Regions from separate parts of the Homo sapiens genome. Here region 1 is linked to region 2. A link is a loop called in an ENCODE intact Hi-C map of the cell type or tissue named here. Cell type or tissue: Caco-2. All regions are shown on one strand. Links, peaks and the distances in the headings refer to the core of each region. The heading gives the core; the rest is flanking DNA. Region 1 has its middle 320 kb from the start of NAALADL2. Region 2 overlaps NAALADL2 (N-acetylated alpha-linked acidic dipeptidase like 2).

Region 1 (10,470 bases), core at 1,717-9,716, 420 kb before region 2:
GGCTCTATGTTGGCCCCTTTCAGCCACGGCTAGAGCAGCAGGGACACGGCATCAAATCCCTAAACTGCACACAGCACAGAGACCCTGGGCCCGGCTCACAAAACCACTTTTTCTTCCCCAACTTCCAGGCCTGTGATGGGAAGGTCTGCTGCAAAGGTCTCTGACCTGCCTTGGAGACATTTTCCCCATTGTCTTGGTGATTAACATTTGGTTCCTCATTACTTAACACAAATTTCTGCAGCCGGCTTGAATTTCTTCTCAGAAAGTGGGATTTTCTTTTCTATCGCATTGTCAGGCTGCAAATGTTCCATACTTTTATGGTTTGTTTCTCTTTTAAAACAGAATGCCTTTAACAACACACAAGTCACCTCTTCAGTGCTTTGCTGCCTAGAAATTTCTTCTACCAGATACTCTAAATTATCTCTCTCAAGTTCAAAGTTCCACAAATCTCTAGGATAGAGGCAAAATGCACCAGTCTCTTTGCTAAAACATACGAAGAGTCACCTTTGCTCCAGTTCCCAACAAGTTCCTCTTCTCCATCTGAGAACACCTTAGCCTGGATTTCATTGTCTATATCATTATCAGCATTTTGGTCAAAGCCATTCAAGTCTCTAGGGAGCTCCCAACTTTCCCAAATTTTCCTATCTTCTTCTGAACCCTGCAAACTGTTCCAACCGCTTCCACATTTTCGGATATCTTTTCAGCAGCACCCCACTCTGCTAGTACGAATTTACTGTGTTAGTCCGTTTTCATGCTGCTGATAAAGACATACTCGAGACTGGGCAATTTACAAAAGAAAGAGGTTTATTGGACTTACAGTTCCACCTGGCTGGGGAGGCCTCACAATCACAGCAGAAGGTGAAAGGCATGTCTCATATGGCAGCAGATAAGAGAAGAGAGCTTGTGTAGGGAAACTCCCAATTTTAAAACCATCAGATCTCATGAGACTTATTCACCCACTGAATGGGTGAATACTTACCCCCCACCGGGTCCCTCCCACAACACGTGGGAATTCAAGTTGAGATATGGGTGGGGACACAGCCAAACTATATCACTGGGTGACAAAGGAGACTCCATCTCAAAACAAAACGAAAAACCTACACACACAGAAAGTAGGAAGTGTGACTTAAAATATTGAAAGGAACAATAATTCATCTCTTGTATGATCAGTTTATTTTGTGAAACTATGAACAAATTTGTTGAAGCAATTTATTGAGGTAAAGCACACTGACCTACAGTTCATATGACTTCTGAAGAAGACAAATACAGTCTTAAAGCATTAGGACAAATATACAAGCTATAATGAACATCATCTAGTTAGCCCAAATTTAGTGTAATTAAAAAGCCTAGTTATTGATACTGACATTTTCATTTATTTGGCCCCGTGTTTCTATGCATGGTGTATGTTTCTATTTCTTTTATTTTTAATCAACTTTTATCACATTTTCTTTCACATTTGCTCATTTTTAGTCCTTTTAGTCATTATTTCCATGGCTCTGCATTTTTTTTTTTATTCTTTTGGTTCTGTCTTAGCTTGGAGTCAAAAATTGAGATCAGCACTCAAGTAGAGCACTCATCGGTGCAAGAGTGATAGTGGGATTACCTTTTAACTCATGTAATCTTGTGAAGAGGCACTGTGCATCATCATTATCATCAGCAAATAAAATCCACGTAAAGGCCATCTCTCCAAAGTCTGCTTTCTCTTTTTAAAACTAAATTTGAATAAACATTGTGGGTAGAATTTATCAGGAGCAAAGTTCACTGAGAGTCAATCTTTTGTGAGGATTTTCGAACTTTCTATCATTCATTTACAGGTAAGTGTAGTTTACCTGCTCTGGGGAAATGATGTTTATTATTTAAAAATCAGAAATGAAAGAAGAAACCCCAAAGTAAGATGATTTATTTGCTTTTTGGTAAACTCGATTCTGTTTTGTAACATTTGAAACATGGATTTTATGAGTGAGTCTATTAAAATGTATACTCCCTCTAGTGTGTGTTAATCATTATTTCTCTGCTGGGCCTACGGATTACCTGTCTGCATTGTAATGCAACATTCCTTAATATTTACAATAGAAATACCAGTGGTTCATAAGACATCTCATATTTCTGTGAACAAAATGAGATTTACAAGAAATAAGGACTTGTCTGTAGAAATACATTTCAAAATATTAAAGTCCTCATAAAAATTCCTAGATTTATTTAAATCAGTATTGATTTAGACTAATGAAATAAAATATCTGACCCCAGTGATTGTACTTTGATGCTCCAAAAGGTAGATGAAATCATTGCAAGTACAGTTTTAGTATAAATATAAACAGAGCAAAAAATAGGTACTTCATTTATAATTGTGTTCAATGCATCAGACATTTATTAAGTCTCTACTTTGTGAAGGTCCTTTTCAGTTTCTGGGGGAAGGAGAAGGGGAAGGGATGTAGAGATGAAGTCAGATCCCTGTCCTTGGGTGAGGAGGACTGAGACAGACATGAGCACCTGTAACTATTTTTTTAGAGTGTGAAGATCCATTACTATAACATAAAAGCAGTAAGTGATCCCGAAATAAGGAGATGATGCCAAACCAAACTCAGGCCATGAGATTTCTAGCTCTGCCAAGTTCTTATCACTATTGAGAGGTCAGTCTTATAAATATTTGAGTAGAGAAGGAAAGGGGGAGGGTATGGAAATTGCCTAAATTTAGGAGTAAGAGGGACAAAGGCCCTTTTAGGAGGAACTGTCCTACTGGAGTCAAATTTAATCATTGAATCCTATATGGAACTCAGAGTACTGTTCAAAGAGTACTGTTCTTGGGTGCTTATAGAATAGTGAGGGAGAAAAAAATATAACTGGTTTCCCAAGCTACACTGAAGGAAAATTCGGTTGAGCCCCTGTTTCACTACCTGATCTATTCTGGATGGAATGTGCTCTAAGAATTTCCACGTTTCTTTTTTTCAGCATCCTTTTCTTTACTGAACGTTCTTAGCTTCAGCCTTTCTACTCACTTCTCAACTTCACCAAACTGTATCCCCTGTTGACTTTTGCAGGAAATCTATCACATTAAGTTATATATTTATTGAGGATTTGGAGGGTCATGGCTGTGGGATATGATGAGGTTTCTCTTTAAATAACCTGATCAATCTTTTATTCTTTAATTCATAGTACCCCCCTCCTTTTCTCCTTTTCTCCTTTTTGCCTTTGTTAGATGCCAGGCATGCCACAGTACCAGGTATAATCAGTACCAGCTCACATTCCTTTCCTTATTTGGAAAGAGGACTAACTTTCTAGCTCATTACAGACACCCCTTACCCTTTCCTCTCCACTTTCTTTTACGTGCCCACCTTATCTAAAAAAAGCAAATGTTTAGCCAACCGGGATTAGTTTAGGTTGTATGACCCAACCCCAGCCAATGGGGAAGGGGTACAGGGGCAGGACTTGCGTCAGGAATAAAGGCTCTCGTGCCCCCTTGTTCAGGTGTGCTCTCATGGCGACTGGCCAAGGAGGCACCCCTCTGCATAGAAGTAAAATTGTTTGCTAAGAATCCTTTGTTCGAGTGTTCAATTTCCTTGGGAATTTTGAGCATTATTCCTAACATAGGAAAAGAGATCATACCATTGAGCCCTCTTATCAGCCTCAACTCCTGTTTTCTCTTCTCTGTTAATCTCTATTGGCTCTCAAAAGCTACAGCTCCTAATACATGTTGCTCTCTGACTCACCTAACAAATCCCATCCAGCAAGGGTAGTCTAGTCTTCTTCTCCACAAAAATGCTGGTGAATATTTCTGAAATTATTCTTATTGTTAAATAAACAATACAGGAACCACAGAGGAGGTGGAGAGAGGAAGAAGCAACACAAAGGAAATTAGTTGGAAAAAAAAAAAAAAACCCACAGATTTAAAGTGTCTAATTGGAGCATAGCGATTACAGTGTATGTCACTTAAAGCTCCATAATAGATCTTACAGCAAAATTCTGATTAATCTCATTCCAACTGTGTAGTTGACAATAAAGCATCATTCCAAAGTATCCTCATTATTTCCTGGTCCAGGAAAGTATTGCTTAAAGAAAAGAGAGGACATTTCAGAAACAAAACTGTAGTCTTGACATTTGAGAATAAGACATACAACTGGCAAGAAATGCAAGCTATCTATAGAATCAATTAAAAACAAGATTATTAGGAAGTCATGCAATTGTTGTGGTTGGATATTAAAAAACTCATTTTTCTCTACTTTATAAACATGACAATAATTTTTTAAAAAGCAAATGCACATATTTATATATGTGGGAGGTAGAAAATATATTTTAATATTGCACATTATGTGTATATAAAAATTGGAACAAATTAGTACTTACAAAAAAGTATTTAAAGGGCAGAATCTACTATTACATTTCTTATGTCTGTGTACATACTACACAATATTTCTTAGTAAAATGTGCTATGAAACCATTTAAATAAAACTAGGACATTGTTTAATATCTAAGGAAAAGTAACACATTTTTACCAGATGGTTTAATTCATAAATATTTCACAATATAAACAAAAAAAATGTTTAACCTAAAGTTAGTCTTGGGATCTAGTCCATTTTTTCATTTGTTTGGAATGCTATTTAAATTCAAAATGCTTTGATGTTACCTGAATTTATTTTACATAATTCCAGATATTGGGCAAATTATTTGAGCAGCTGAATGACATTATCACAGATTCTGTTTCTATCATTCTTCTCTGCCATCCTCACGATGTTGGCTTTGGCCTTAGACTAACTTCCTCCCTGCTCCCAAGATGTCCAGAGCAGTCCTAGCCATCACATCTGTATACAACAACAGGAAACAAAGGATTTTTTCAGAAGGGTGGAAAACTTAGAAGCCCCAAGAACACCTTTCCTACCATCTGACTGGCTAGCTATGGCTAACATATATACCCCTAAATCAATCCCTGGCAAAAGTAATGGCGCCATTATGTTTGAGTCTAATCAGGATCGTCTTAAACCTGTGCATACAGTCACCCTCTCCAGAGTTGCTTGGAAAGAAAAAAGACATGGAAGGTGAATCGGTCTTGTAAAGAAGAGAAAAAAAGTGATTTGTTTGGGAAGCCGACAGTGTTTTTTGGAGAAAAATTGTATCAGACTTTAGGCCAGTGGTTCTCAATCTTAGCTGCACATTAGAATCATCTGAGGAATGTTAAAAAATATATTGATTTAACTGGTCTGGAGTTACACTATAGCTATTGGCAATAAACACATCCTTCTGGTAATTTTAATATGTAAGTTTGAGAGCTACTGCTCTAGGTAAATTAAAAATAGAATAAAGAGACAAAAACCTTCATCAATCTGCACACATTTAGCTTCTCAAGCAGTTTTGTTTATGAGCTCTACTGAACATTACCTGAAAATTAACCATTGACTAGCAGGGCAGAATTTCCAACACAAGATCTTAGACCACAGTTAATTTGCCAGACTGAAATGGTGCTCACTGCCATATTCATGGTACTTATTACAACAATGTATGACAGTAGGGTACTTAAAGTACCCAGATGACTTTTATGGTCAACCTGAGTTCTAGTTTTATGTAAATATAGGAATACAGTATTAGTCCCATTTTTGTGAGAAAAACTGATTTGCAAAGTGGCTCTTAGTGGAAGAGACAGAACCAAAGCTAATAGTATTATCCTAACAGACAGGGTTCCCTCATTCTACTGTTGTTAGTAATTTTGTTATTGTATTTGAGAAATATCATTTGTTTTGGCTAAAGCAAAGCTTTATAATAGCTACTATTTATTGACAATTTGCTATGAACCGGGAGCCGTACTAGGTGATTTATTCCTGCCCCAACTTTTATTTTATCCTCATGACACTCTTATAAAGTAAATATTACTTTACAGATAAGGAAATTGGAACCCAGAGAGTTCATTATTCCTCCAGTGTCTCTTATTAGTTCATTTCTCTGGGATCTGTATATGCCCATAATGCTGTGGGTTACATTGCCATATATAATTTGTTGAGTTTATCAGTTCAACAAATACCTATTGGTTGACTTATAGCTGATAGGTGCTGGGCTAGGCTCTGGATTGGATTGCATTTTCCCTCTACATTATAATTTACTTTTTTTTTCTTTCTTTAAGAAGTAGGTTTACAGCAGTTGATTTGCAGTTGCACCAAACACTTAACATCTGATCAAAGAACGATTGAATGAAAAAATGAATTCAATATTTAGATTGTGATAGTTTGTAGTTGCTCATATTACAAAGACTAATGAAATTTTACCTTGCCAACAATTTGCTATTCCTTAGGAACATCAAATATAAAAATAAAAACATTTTTAAAATGCAGCTTAAAGTATACTCCCAGATAGTTTCAAGCAAATACTGAGTTTCTAGTATGTATGTCTTGAGTTGTTCTGACACTCCATATTACTGTTTTTAATAAAAACAGCATTCTTATTGAGAACAGATAATTGGTCTGAACAGCTGACATTTATTTAGATACTTGATTTAGAATGTTTTCTACTGATTGAAAGATAAGGGGAAAATAAACTGGGCCATGGCTATTCAGGACTGGCTAGTTTAGTTTTTCATAGAGATAACATTTTCCAAATTACTGAGATACGATATTGAAAATGAAGGGCAACCTTCTTGTTGGGTGAAAGTGTTAGAATAGCCCTAATGCAGAATCTCATTAAAGCAACTGTCAAGATTCCTCTATTTTGCCATCACCTCCCCTATTCTGTAAGAAGCAACTGTCGTTTTGAGTGAGTGTACTGCCAAAGAGGCATTTACAAATAAATGAAAAAAGTCACAATTGATTTCACTCCTTTTAGAATACTGTGTGTCAGCTTTGTCACAAACTGTCTTTGCTACTCTCTGTTTTAGATCTCCCAGCTGGACGTTCAAAATAGCTTTTGATGTCTTAGGGCGTCTTTTATTCAACCCTAGGTAAGCCCTCTATTGGTGACCTTTTATAAATATTTGTAAAGCTGTTTGAAGTGTTAGAGAAAATGAAAACCCTTTCTCTCTGTAACTGCTGTTTTTGTAAAATAGCATCCAGATGTCAATTGTTTACATACATATTTTGTCACCTGGGGGAATTGTTTCCATTACAAAACATTGTAAAATTTTATAATAATATTTCACATTCTCTTCCCCAATACAATGGTTTGTTATTATGCTTAATTTAACAATAATGCAAATAACAATATTACTTGTAAATAAGACATGGCAAAGTTCTTCCTGTATTTTGAAAGAACTGAACAAGTGTCTAAATTTATCTTGAATAAATAAGTCATATGATTTATATGTAATATCAATGATACACATTCATTGTTGCCATCACTATAAACCAGTCCACCAACACTACTGCCATCATACTAATGTTATTGAAGACTTACACTGAGCCATATGCTTTGCTAAGCAATTCTATGTATTGTAGAAATGTATCACAAGGGTGTTTGAATCCTAAATTAATATGGATTTGGAAAAAAGACAACTAATTAGAAATTGCTAGCAATTGTTTTTTATTATGGATATTAAATTAAAGGGAAGCAAATCTTCATATAATTATACTGTAAGAGATTTTAATCAGTATAATTAATTATAGATCATGCTATCATTTGTGATTATTTAGCTTGCTACCGTTGACTTGAAAGATCATGGAATGGACCAATTAACAATATTCTATTTCTCTTTGAAATAGCGTTTTAAGCAGTTCATTCATTCAACAAATATTTATTGAGCACTATTAAGTGCCAGGTAGTTTACATTGAAGACATGATTGCGAAGAATATGTACCTACTCTTGAGGAGTTTAAAGTCTAGTGAGAGTCAGGAAAACATACAAGTACAACATAGTGTGATAAGTGGAACAATAGCGACAGCATGGAATACAGTACGAGAAATGATGTGGGCACCTAAGCCAGGCTAGGTATGGCTACTCAGGGAGTGATATGGCAGTAGAATGTGGAAGAATAATTAAATTTTGCAGAAAGGGACAGATTGTGAATGTCCTCATAAGCCATATTTAAGAATTCAGATATAATCATGTACAGTGGCAGTTAAACTGGAAAGATTCATATAATATTGTACAAAGTCAGGCTGGTGATATTCTCACAGAGCCATCTGACCATGTTTAATAACTAGGAAAGCAGCCTATTCTTCCTCTTTCACAGCTATATAAATGGAATATATTTCCTAGAATATAAGAGCTTTGTGAGCAAGAACCTGGTCTAATTTCCTTGATTCCCCAGGATCTATTGCAGTACTTTACACAGAGGCTCTTAGTATTTATAGTGTGGAATGATACAGTTAAATGTAGACATCTAGAAAATTGATAGGTTGCCCCAGCAGAGGCTCCCTCAGAGGTTGACTATTTATAACTATATACTCTTTTTATCACTGATCAGTTGTCACAAATGGCAAAATTCCTTTCCACATCTCCTTTTTACTTTTAGATTCACAATGAGAGTCTTGTAAACCAAAAATAAAATTCTAAGTCCCCAGCCAATTGAATGGGCCCCTCCTGTTGGCCCACGGCATTCCTAAGTTAACCGTAAAAATTAGTTCCAGCCAGGATGGGAAGTGGAGGTTGGACCTGCCTCATTATATTATCCAGGTTTTGGAATTTAGGCACAGCTGGCCAGCATTTAACATTCAAGCAGAGAACTCGAGACTGACAATGCAGACTCTTTGTAGCAATAAGATACCAACATGACAGCTGGTCCTAAAAGAAATTGAAGTATTTTACCCAAAATAAATTTACTTGACATATTTTGAAATGACTCTGCAAAGCTGTCCCTAATGGGACAGAAGGGGAAAGGAAAAAAGACCTTCCCTTTCTAGGTGTCTTTCCTGAACGAGGAGAGAATTAACTAAGATTCTGGCATTTTTTTAAGTTGGATAAGAAGCATTTACAATCTATTCTCTCTGAAGCCTGCTACCTGGAGGCTTCATCTGCATAATAAAAACCTTGGTCTCTATAACCCCTTATCTTAATCCAGACCTTCCCTTCTATTGATTCCAGGTCTTTGGATAAACTCTTTCAACCAATTACCAATCAGGAAATCTTTGAATCCATCTTTGACATGGAAGGGCCCATTTTGAGTTGTCCTGCCTTTATGGACTGCACCAATGTACATCTTAGATACATTGATTGATGCCTTATGTCTCCCTAAAATGTATGAAACCAAGCTGGAGCCTGACTACGTTGGGCTCATGACCTTTTGAGGTTGTGTCACAGCCATGTCCTTAACCTTGGCAAAACAAACTTCTAAATTTATTGAGATCTGTCTTAGATACCTTTTTGTTTGCAGTCTTCATCAAAGAAAATCAACATAAAATGCAATTTTTCAAATAAACAATCTAATAATATGTGTCAGTAAAATCTATGTAAACAAACTAAAGAATTGAATAAAACTAAGACTAAGTAAAGACAATAATTTTCAGCAAAAGCAATAACCAGTATGTCCAATATTTATTTAACTCTAGAAAATATATACTCAAATACATTACAAAAGCTTTCTTTTACACACACAGAGATGAAATGATAGCTATCATTAAATTAATCATATATTAGAAGATAATGTACCAAGGAGATAAATTTGATTTGTTTTATAATAAATTGTTCAATGAGGAGCCTTTAAAAATTATGGTACTATAATTCACAAATCACAAAATTATTTATTTTAATAGTATATATCATTTTATAGTGTGGACACTTTTGGTTTAGTTTAACCCAGTGTGGATTCTGTCTTTCTTGCCTTTGTTAAGTTCTTCATTCTAGAGACTTACTTATGACCTGCCTTTCTGGCGTTATTTCTTTAAAATGTGCTATCTTATGGTCACCTTACTGACAGATTTGTCCTTGAAAGCAGTAGAACATTTCTGCGAATTTATTTTTGTTGTGGCCACATCAAATTCTGAAAGGACCGTCAATACTCATCCAAGGCACAGAATAGTATATCAGCTCTCATTTTTTTAAATTGGTCTAAGGATCACAAACTAATAGTTTCAATAAATCCAATAATTTTGGTAGGTCACTTAAAGCATTGTTTTCCAAAATGAAAATTTCTTTAAAAATTAAAAACCTAGCTATATAGAATATTCAAGCAATAAAGAAAACATGAACAAAGATGCCAAGAGACATAGAGCATCTGTCAACCTCAGAGTTACTGATGATTGCCCTGTTGTCCACAGGGTAATTGTAACATTTTGCCAAGAGAGAATTAGGAAGTTCTGGAAAAAAAAAAAAAAAAAAAAAAAAAAAAAAGCTGCCTGATGTTTTGAAACAATGGGCATTTATCTATCTTGCTATCAGTTAAAATACAGGGTAAGAATGGTCAAATATTAAAAAGACTAATGGAGGAGTACAAAAGTGGCAGAAGCAAGTAATAGAACTGGGAAGTGTTGAACCAAAAGTTCACAAAATAGAATTTATTCTAGTAAGAGGGGGAAAAAAAGCAGATGAGGCCAGGTCTGCCAGTAGGATGTGTAAACATC
Region 2 (10,470 bases), core at 1,576-9,575:
GACTAATTTGACCAATGCATTGATTTTCATTGTTATACTTTGCTGTGTAAAACATACATATACATGATTCTATTCATCACAGTAGATTTTGTGTCATAGCCAAAAAACAATGAGTTGATAATCAAGTGAGCACTATTTTTCTAAAAAAGCTAGGATCCTTTTTAAATCTGGGCTTTGATACTTTTGAAATGTTTTTGAACTATATATGGTGTTCTTGAAGAGTTCAAAGCCTTTTTTTAAAATAGTCATCCTAGAAAATTATTCCCCCAAATAGTAAGGTTGTGCACAACTTTGTTTTAATTGTCAATAATTTGAAACAATTTTAGCATGCCACTATAAAAGGCTAGTCAAACAATTCATATTTGTAATATGACATACTTAGCATCATAAAAGTAGCATTTTACAAAAATAATAAAATAGAAATATGGTCAAACTGAAAATTAAGGAGCTTACAAAATAATTTGTAATTTAATTTCATTTGAATCAAATAGCTATTAACATTTGTATGTTTATATCTATCTCTTTATTCATCTATGTATCTAGCTATTTATCTCTTTTCCTCTCTACTTGTCTCTTTAGATAAAGGATGGAAGGACAGAGAAAAAGATAAAGGACAGAAGGATGTGCTGGTGTCATTAGCAAACATGCCAATCTGTATTTTTCACATTTCTATTTCTGTAATAAAGAAAAATAATTTTACATAAAAAGAGAATAATGCTTAAAATTTCAAATTACATCATTTCCTGCAATGAAGACCTATACAACCCTATTTTAGTTAGAAAGTATTCCATACTTCATATTTGGAATAATACCTTCATGAGTCATGTTAAGTTGGGATGTAAATGTAGCAAAAATACCTTCATGAGTCATGTTAAGTTGAGACGTGAATGTAATTCTCAGGAGGCAAGAATAAATCGTTAGCTTTTTCCATTAGAACAGCAAACTAGGGACAGCCTTCTAAATGATATGGTAAGAAAGAACCTGCAAGCTCACATTATGAACAAATATGCTGACAGATACGACTCAACTAAAATGATCAAAAAAAGAGAAAATAGGCGGAGTGAATTTATTATCTCCAAAGTATAGAGAGGTTATGCTTGAAAGGGTATTTTATGCTGATCCTAATCTGTGTTCTCCTTCCCTTCTTTCTCTAAATCTTTTTAATTTTAATTGATAGTAGATGGTGAGGCAATATATGTTTAGGTAAAGTTAATATAAAGAGTTCAGGTAATAAAACAAAAGTTGTGCCTAAGTGCTTTTATATTCTTTTTACTTGTCGATAGACGCCTTCAACTTTAAATGTTGTAATCAATATAACTTTGTGTTGCATCATCCTTCCTGCAATATGTCTAGCAAAATACTTCAAAATATTTTACAAATACTTGCTGGTTAAATGTTATTTTTCTATTATTACCCCCACTCTGTTCTTACTGCCATAATTTCTCTTTCCTTAAAACCACTAGTGATGTCCTGTATTATTCAACATTGATTTATAGCCTTGGTCTGTTATTATTCCCCTATATCAAACCCTTTATTCCAAGCATACCAAGCTCTTCAGTTTTCTAAACCTAAGATAATTTTGTGTTACTCTATGCCTCTGAACATGCTTTTTCTCTTATCTCTGTTGCCTTCCCCTGTCTAATTCATTAGGCAAACTCTTATTCATTTCCAAGGCCAAAGATCAAACACTTGTTCTGTAAAATTTTATTTGCTACATACTACATCTTTGGTACAACTAAATCTCCAGACCCGTCAGATCCTAATTTGTGATACCACTATGGTAATCTGTTCATCTTTCTAACATAGTTCTTATCATATTACATTGCACTAATTTTCTCTATGACACTTAAAGTAGGTTGTCTTATATTTTAATCTTCAGCACTCAGCACTTAGTAAATATCCAATACATATTTGTCTCACAGATGAATCTCTGTTCCCCTTCGTGACTCTTTTAACATTAAGCATTCTGGCCTAATTATATAATTCTCAGACTGCAGCTCAAATCAATTGCTTATTTTCCCCACTTTAGACAGGATTTGCCTGTGATAGCAATTTTCCTATAACCTCAGAGATAATTGAATAAAGAAGAAAGCCAGGGGTGTTTGGTCCTAAATATTGAGTTCAGTAGGCACATCTATTGTGATTGCTTTTACTCTGAGCCACACACTACTAGAAAATGGACCATGACCTCAGTCTATTGAGGAAGGCAGACAGGCACAGATAATAGAGGGGAATATTGGACTGAAACATGGTAATGGGAAGACACGTAAGGAGGTTGCTGACGTGGTTGTGTTTGTAACCCATGGAAATTAATGTACTAAATTGGAGTCTATGGTGTTGCTTTTAAAAGTGATAACAGTCTGTACTAAAGATGGATTTATATCTGGGTATAAGGAAGCCTGCATGACATTAGGTTTGGATGATGAGTAGGGCAACCATATGTCACTGATTGCTGGGTACTGTCCCTGCATTTACACTTGTAGGTCAAATGAATATTTTTGATCATTTTAGTGCCCTCCTCTTTCACTCTCAGTAGTGTCCCAGTGAGGATGGTAGATTATACATCATATTAGAAATGAGCTATCTCCTTAGGGGAAATTAGTGATGGGATAATGGTAGGAGGCAATATTCTTTGAGGGCTGCTAAATATATTTTCACATTTAATCCTTACAACAACCCTGTGGGAAGTTACTATTATTATAAGAATCCCAGGTTTACAGAAGAAGAAATTGAGACACAGGAAGGTCTAGAAATGTGCCCAAGTCATATGATTAATAAGCATAAAAGGCAAGTTTAAAATGAGGTCTTGTTTCAGAACTTATAACCTCAACTGCTTTGCTACATGGGCTCCTGGTTAAAACCATTTTATTCAGGAAGCAAAAACCAGGTTACTTAGGACCCAATCTTTCTTGCCTCCCCTCCCCTCCCCTCCCCTCCCCTCCCCTCCCCTCCCCTCCCCTCCCCTCCTCTTTCCCCTTCCTTCCAGTAAATCATTATTAAATACCTACTACGTGTCAGGCATAGTCCTAGGCACTAGACTACACCAGTAAACAAAACAAAATCCCTGCTCTTATGGAGTTCAAATAAATCTCAGGAGGTGGATATTTAAGATGTGTTTTCATGGTGTCCCCTTACAGATATTTTGATGGAAGTCATTGTTGCCTCCTTTGTATAATATGAAACAATAACAATAAATTTGGCTGGGTAGGTAGAGTGGGAGGATGCAGCCATGAATATATACACAGATAGTTGATGCACGGTGTCTATTCCCTTGGGCTGTGGCTGACTAGACATTCATATAATTCAGGAAACATTTATCAAGTGCCTACTGTGTGCCACACTCTGTTGCAAGCTTTTCCCCGGAGCAGGTTACCACATGACTCCCAGAACAGCAAGAAAGGAGGTGCGTGACTACTCCATATTTCTATTGTTTCTCATGGAATTAATCACTTTTTAATTGTTTTTTTTTCTCATCTAAAACCAAACACATACAGAAACACACATGACATACACTCCGTTCTCTGTCCTCAGTGGCTAGATTTCAGGGAAGTTAAGGCACTTGAAGCTAAATAAGTAAGCCTTTTACTCTCTAATATAATGTGTTTAACAGAAAAACTTCCAGGTACATTTTAATGCCACCGTTCCTTGGAGTCTATTTAGATACGACTTTGGCATGTTCTACCTGGGGATTTGACCCCATTAGTGATGGCCCTATTTGCAATATTCCTTCTGGCACATCCACTGAAGGGGATCAAGCCCACTGCCCTAATCAGGCAACTTGAATACTGACAAAACAAATCAATAAGCTCACTGGAGAATTTTACTGAGCCTGGCATCAAATGTTTGGGGTATTTTAATTTCTAAAAAAATTCCACCCCTTTTACATTTAAACCATCTGAGAAATGTTATGCAGATGTAACTTGAATGCAACTGTTTGTAGCTCCATTAAAGGTTAAATTTGCATAAAAATTAAGTTATTAAATGAAAACTGTACTGCATTGAGGGTGCATTATACTGTGATTGACAAAACTCAATTTTGTAGACTGACAGTGAGACTTAGATACATTTAGATAATACAGGGAAATAAACCTCAGGATATCCTATGAAAAAGAATAAAATAGTTGAGGAGGTAGAGCCATTTGGATGCTAACACTTTGGCCAAAGTTAGATAAAAGAGTATATTGTATGTGTTTACAGTGAGACATATTTGCTGGTATTTTTGTTCTTTTGGTGCAATGGGATATAATTTGGTATACTCAGTAAACAATCTTCTGAATGGAATTTAAGGACCATTAAAATGCAGATCCAACAACACGATAGAGAATGTTAAATAATGTGAACATGGAGAGTAGCCTAGTCAAATGGGAATGGGAACATTCGATGACCTGAGAGGTTTGCTGTTATTCTTCTGTCAGGGGAACCTATGCTGGCTAAAAGACCTTGTAAGAGAAGTTCATAAAACATTCATACATGTAATTAAAGCTTCTCTAACTTAAGAGCTAGGGCATGCATCTTCTGGATAATTCACTTAATTTGCAGTTTTAATTGTGGTTAGTGTAGATTTCTGAAATTTCTACATCCGTTAACAACAATATATTATTTTTTAAAGTCTCCTTATAAAAATGCTTCATGAATCTAAAATGTAATTCAGAGTAAAATTCATTACCTTTAGGAAACGTAATTGAAAACATTTTCTCTTACTCCAAGAAAGATTGAAATGGCTATCCAAGTAATGAAAATGGTACAATGAAAAATTACGGCCTCCACAGGCCATCAGTTACGGCATCGTCTTCTACTTATACATAAACTTTTCTTGAAATACAACTACAAATATAATTCACGACGCATTTTCAAAGTTGGCAAGTGTACCATATCAGGAGATTCTACCAATTTCCATAGTTATTTTAAAAACAATTTCTTTCACATTCAGTGCAAAATAAAATAAGTTCAGAGAAGTTTCACAGACTGATTTTCTGGGGTTCCTCAGGGCATCTCAGTGTTTTAAAACAACAAATACCTGTTTGGATATTCTCTTCAAGTTTTTCCTTAAATTTTGGAAAGCAGTGAAAGGTTTTAGGATCTAAGAAGAATTTACTTAATGATCAGCTAATAAGGATCAGGAATTTACTTAAAGATTATCACAAATGATGATACCTCTCAAATAGAGACACTGGCAGAACAATGCTTGTCTGGTGACTCATACATATCTTTGCTAGAGGGAGTGGTATGTAGACAAAGGATTAAATAGTATTAAAGTTAACTAAAGACAAATAGAGATATCAGAGCCTGAGGCTACTGGCTTCTGCAGCAGATTGCCCCCATAGGTAATAGTTCATTTGTTTTGTACAGTGTTTTTATAACTTTAGTGAAGATTAGAATCACCTGCAGGACTTTTTAAAAGACAGATGATCAGGCTCTACCAACAGAGTGTCTGATTTATTAGGCCTCGCTGGGGTGGGGCCCCTGAATTTGGATTGCTCAGAAGTTTTCCCAGATGACACTAGTGATACTGTTTAAGAAACCACACTTTGAAAACTTGTGATTTGTTCCAGTTATTCCGGGTGTTGGTGCCAATCTTATTGGATTGGTTTAAATACTCTCTTTTGTAATTTCACTTAAGTCAATCAGTTTCTTGGAGATTATTGCCCAGTGATGATATTCACAAAATATGATATGGAAAACAAAAACACTAGGTTGTTAATTTCTAAACCCTGCTGGGATCACTTTCTTCAAACCTCTTAGCAGTTTAAAGGGAGTCACATGAAGTCAGTTGCAGAAGATCACAACTGGATAGACAGCACTCAACAGCCAGGAAATAACTAGGATAAATTTGCAGATCTCATTTTCTTTCCACGATTAGAAGTAATTTTGTCATGGTAATCTTGTAGTCTCTTATGGACTCACTAAAGTAAGCATAATAGGTGATGTTGACAATTTGGTTTTTATTTGGCAGAATGATGTCTAAAAAAGATAAAGGAATATTGTCATTGGATGAAACAAATATTTATCTATGAGAGGCAGAGTCCTGTAGACTTTCTAGGTTCTGCTTCTTTCATCGTTGGACATGGGCAATTTATTTAGCCCCTATGGGCCTCACTTTTATCTCCTATAAAATAATAAAAATAAAAGTACATATATTATATAGGGTTTAGTGAGATAAAGTTAAAAACTCCTGTAAATCACATAACAAATTGCCTGCCACATATAAGTACTCAATTAATATTAGCCATTAGGCTTTATGTATAATCCATAGATAAATGGACTAGCTGACTCTATCTCTTGGAGGATCTAAAAACACTTCTTTGGGCCTGCCAGTTCTGGAGAAGGGTGGAATGGGGAGACACAGTGAAGTTAGATCAAGATGATGGAGTGGAGGTCCTTTTGCACTGGAGATTGTAACAAGAATGTGGGATGAGAGGAGCGTCAGCAGGCATAGGTGCATAACAGAAGTAGTTTCTAATGAGGATTACAAAGGAGAAACAGAACAGTATTTTGCAGAAAGTCTCTATAACTGAAGGAAATGATGAAAGAGAACTTAAACCTTTTTTTCCTTGACACAAGCCATTCTCCTCCTTTTCAGGGATGTAGCTTTCTCTATCAGTACTCACCGCTTTTACTTTCCTTCTGTCTGTAGCTTCAGTCACTCTGCTGTGGGTCTCCCTGTTCTGTTATGGTACATACAAGCTACAAGGGATGCTTATTTTTTTTGTTCCCTGATAGAGTCAGTTTAGGCCCCAGAACTGATAACAAAAGGCGACAAGCATCTTTTCCTCATTCTAAGCATCTGGGCATACTAACAGGGCTCTAAAGCAATCCCGAGACTTCCTTGATAGCCAGGAGAGAACTGCATCTGCCTTTCCTCATTCTTTTTCTCACCTCCCTACTGCAAGAAGGGGAGACAGCACAATGAGTCAGAAGGAAGAAAGGAGAATAGGAGTAAAACAACAAATCAAGCCCCTCTTCCTCACTGCAGGCTAGTTAGCCTAGGCCAGGCCTGAACTACAGAAAGGTGACAAGCTTGTTATCATTTGTGAGATATGAGATACCTGTTTTGATTTTGATTAGATTGGATTTTGAGTAGTATTTTTGTTATTAATACTTAAAAAGAGCTGGTTATACAATTCCAAAGCAACCTAAGCTGTGGGGGTATATCCCGGATAGCTTCTAGAGGCTGAGAAGGAAGACCCAATAGAAAAAGTTTTAAACTGTGGTAGGAGAATTTTTTTTTTTTTGTAGTTGTTGATTTCATTCCAAGAAACATTCCATTGACCAGTGTAATATTTGCCTCTTTGATTTATTTTTAGGCTTGGAATAGAATCTTTAAATGAATAGCATATTAACTCTCAGAGATGACAGATTCATAGTTCATTCTACTGGCTGTTTTCAAGAGAATAAGATAGTTCAATGAATTGAATAAAGAAGCTTTGAGGCTCAGTGTGTCTAAATTAGATCAGAGGGGAAGGATGAGCTAAACAGGAAGACCAGGATTCCATTTTTGTCTAATTAATTCCTGCCTCAACTTGCAAACTCTGCATCATCCTTGGCAAACTCATTTTTCCCCATTGCCAATGTAGTTTGTTAATGTAGTTTCCTTTCTCTGGGACATCTTTTCTTTCTCTGACAGATAAAAAACACATACTCATCCTATGCATCGCCTCTTCCATGTAACCTTTCACCATAACATAGTCCATCCTCCCCTCCGGAAGGAACTGACAGCTTGCTTTCTGTTTAAGCATTGAACAATATCCAGACTTTTTTTTTTTCAGTTTCTTTATTCCTTTATTATAATTACTTATTTACAAGTCTATCTTTGCCTAATCAATTTATATATATAAATAATCAATTATATATATAATATGGCAGGGAACTTACCATATTTCTATTTGTATTCCTAAAATGTAATAGCATGCTTAGACTATATTAGATGCCCAATAGCTATTTATTGAATAAGTAAATGAAGATATTGAAAGAGTGGCTTTGTCTCCAAGTGGAAAAAAGATCAGGTAGGTGGTCCAAAGTGTCAGGAATGGGAAGCACAGATAATAAGATAACATCTGTTTCCCCAGAGAGTCCAGTGTTTGTTACATCACCACTTTTATCCATCCCCAAGGGTTTATACTCTATTACTCCAATAGTTATTGAAATTGAATTTTAAGTGGAGTGATTCAATAACTGATTACACGTGCAGTTCAAATCTCTGTTTTAGTTTTTCTTTGTGAATCTTCTACGTGAAACAAGTGCCAGCACAAGGAGAGTTATGTAGTTGAAATAGCAAAACTGCCACATTTGCATAACATTGGTTTCATTTTTTCTTCTTACATTACAAATAGGTTAATACATTTGTTGAATTTGTGATAAATTTTAATTCTTGATGAATTCTTTCTATATTTAGACTGCTTACATTCAATCAGTGCGAAGTTGGAAAAGACTGTCTTGTACAGTCATAAGAAATTTAATTATATCTGTTGTTGCTTGTAGATAATATGATTGCTTATATTAGGTTTGTTTTATGAGGCATTTATAAGCACTTAGCAGTGCAATCAATTGTTTATGTAATAACTATCATTCAAAAAGTAATTATTTCCGAAGTGTTGGCATGTTCTCTTGAAGTTTAACGCAACAGTTTTCTATTGGTGTTTTGATGCTGGAGAAGTCTAATTCAGGAAATTGTGAAATGAATTTGGTGGACATCTGCTTTGAGAGTAACTGTGACAACAGTTCCTTAAACATTGTTTTATGGTAGTGTACTTAGAGACATTAGAATGCTGCAAGTTTTAGTTTGTAAAAACCAGGCCAATTTTCAACTGCTTTTGCGGTAGCATATGTTTGTTTGGCACTCTTAGGGACTCAGCTGACATGATGTTACTGGTAAACTGTTGGATAACTATTCACGGGGCTATGTCAGAGTATAGGCAACCTGAAAATAGGAATTGTTCATACCTTAAAATCAAGTAAAAATAGACCCTAATCTTGGAGATTATTATTTTGTTGGCAAAACAGATACTTTGTGCCATTGTGCTGCCTGCTGCCCACAGGCTCTGGAAACATACAATTGGTGATTGTTCTGAGGAGTTATATCACAGAGGGGCACTAGTGCGGTGAGTTCACAAAATTTAACAAGATTGCTGAGCACAATACATAGGGGAATCAGTGAGGTCCCTGGGAAAGATTCTAAAGTATGCACAGTGAATGTGTTCATTAAATGATGATCTGGGAAAAGCAAAGAAATTGCAAAGATTAACATGTTTTTCTGGAAGTGTATCTATTGCATGGGAAATAGTAATTTCTTATCTCTAGGCAAAGTAAGGTTGCATAAGCATTGAGAATGAAGAGTCTAAATTTCGGTTATCACATGCCCAAAGTAATGCCTTTTATCCAAGTGACTTAACTGAATACAGGCTTAAGCACTCATCTTCTAGTTAGATTATGTCATTTTAATACGCAAGGCAATCACTTAGATTTGTTAGCAGTATCTTGTGCTATTTTATTTATGAGTTGACATCCATTGCTTTTGACAAGATTTGTCCTTATCTTATATGAAAGTATCGAATTCTTAAAGTTAATTGTCCCTTAAAGGTCCTGTTCACTCTAAGTGAGTTTCCTGGCCAGCTGGCAATAGACTTTAGGTCTGCAGATATGATGATGGGAGTCTTGTGGGGGCAAAGTTGGCTGCAGACCCCGTAGTTAATGCTTTGGAGTAGCAGAAGCTGTTTTAACAAGGTCTATTAGAAATGGCATGAACTGGCCTTACTATCAGGCAATAAGTGGTAAAGTCTAGATTCTACATTAACCTTATTGTTGACTTTAATAAGGTGCTAAACTATTCCAGTCATCATCATCCTCATCTATAAAATTAGGTGCTTAGAAGATTGTTGAAGTTCTTTTTAGCTCTATTATTGGGTATGTCAGAATTAGTATAGAAAATATCATAGTTGATAAACAACTCTGTCCTTTTTCTGGAAACACTTTCTAGAATATAGTTTCCAGTTTTCCTGGTATTAAGTGTGATCATATGACTGAGTTCTGGCGATGGAATGTCAATCACCATTTGGAGAAAAAGCTGCTCTTTAATCAAGAACATTCATCTTGGACTTACTATGAATAAGAAGCAATTGAGATTTGAGTGTTTATCTAGAATTATTACCCTACTAATAATCTGGGACTATCTAATTATAAGAAAATGTGCCAATAGAATGTGTTCTCTGCTTTACCCCTTCATCTAGATATCGATAGCTTTTTTGGGATAATATAATAGCCTGTGTATAGGCAGAAGTTTGGAAACAAAATCTTTGATGGTATTGAGAAATAAAACACTATTTTATTCCAAAAGCTACTTTTTCTAAAATACTTAATGGATTTTCTGAAAACCAGTGCAGGGTATTATAAGTACTTCCAACTAATCTAGATAGAAGGACTTGCCTTTTAAAAGAATAAAATCAAATGCTCTAGGTTACCATGTGTTTCAGTTTC

What was found. Hi-C counts contacts between places; a loop is a spot of excess contacts. Peaks named below come from ENCODE experiments on the same cell type or tissue, not always from the same donor. Only the 100,000 strongest peaks of a DNase experiment are listed, where the experiment ranks them.
Region 1: a loop joins it to region 2, with 2.6 times the contacts of the local background. A loop is called at or near these places in 2 of 110 quality-filtered maps.

Annotation. Positions count from the first base shown.
Region 1 is chr3:174,529,768-174,540,237 of GRCh38, forward strand. It overlaps a transcript of NAALADL2 not described here. Among named protein-coding and RNA genes, the nearest start is that of NAALADL2, 320 kb to the right of the region's middle. RefSeq lists an enhancer at 8,385-9,332. In Caco-2, for the core only: no CTCF peak of the experiment used is centred there; no DNase peak of the experiment used is centred there.
Region 2 is chr3:174,950,383-174,960,852 of GRCh38, forward strand. The region is part of intron 1 of NAALADL2 (N-acetylated alpha-linked acidic dipeptidase like 2); the gene reads left to right. Among named protein-coding and RNA genes, the nearest start is that of NAALADL2, 96 kb to the left of the region's middle. In Caco-2, for the core only: no CTCF peak of the experiment used is centred there; a DNase peak (open chromatin) is centred at 5,399.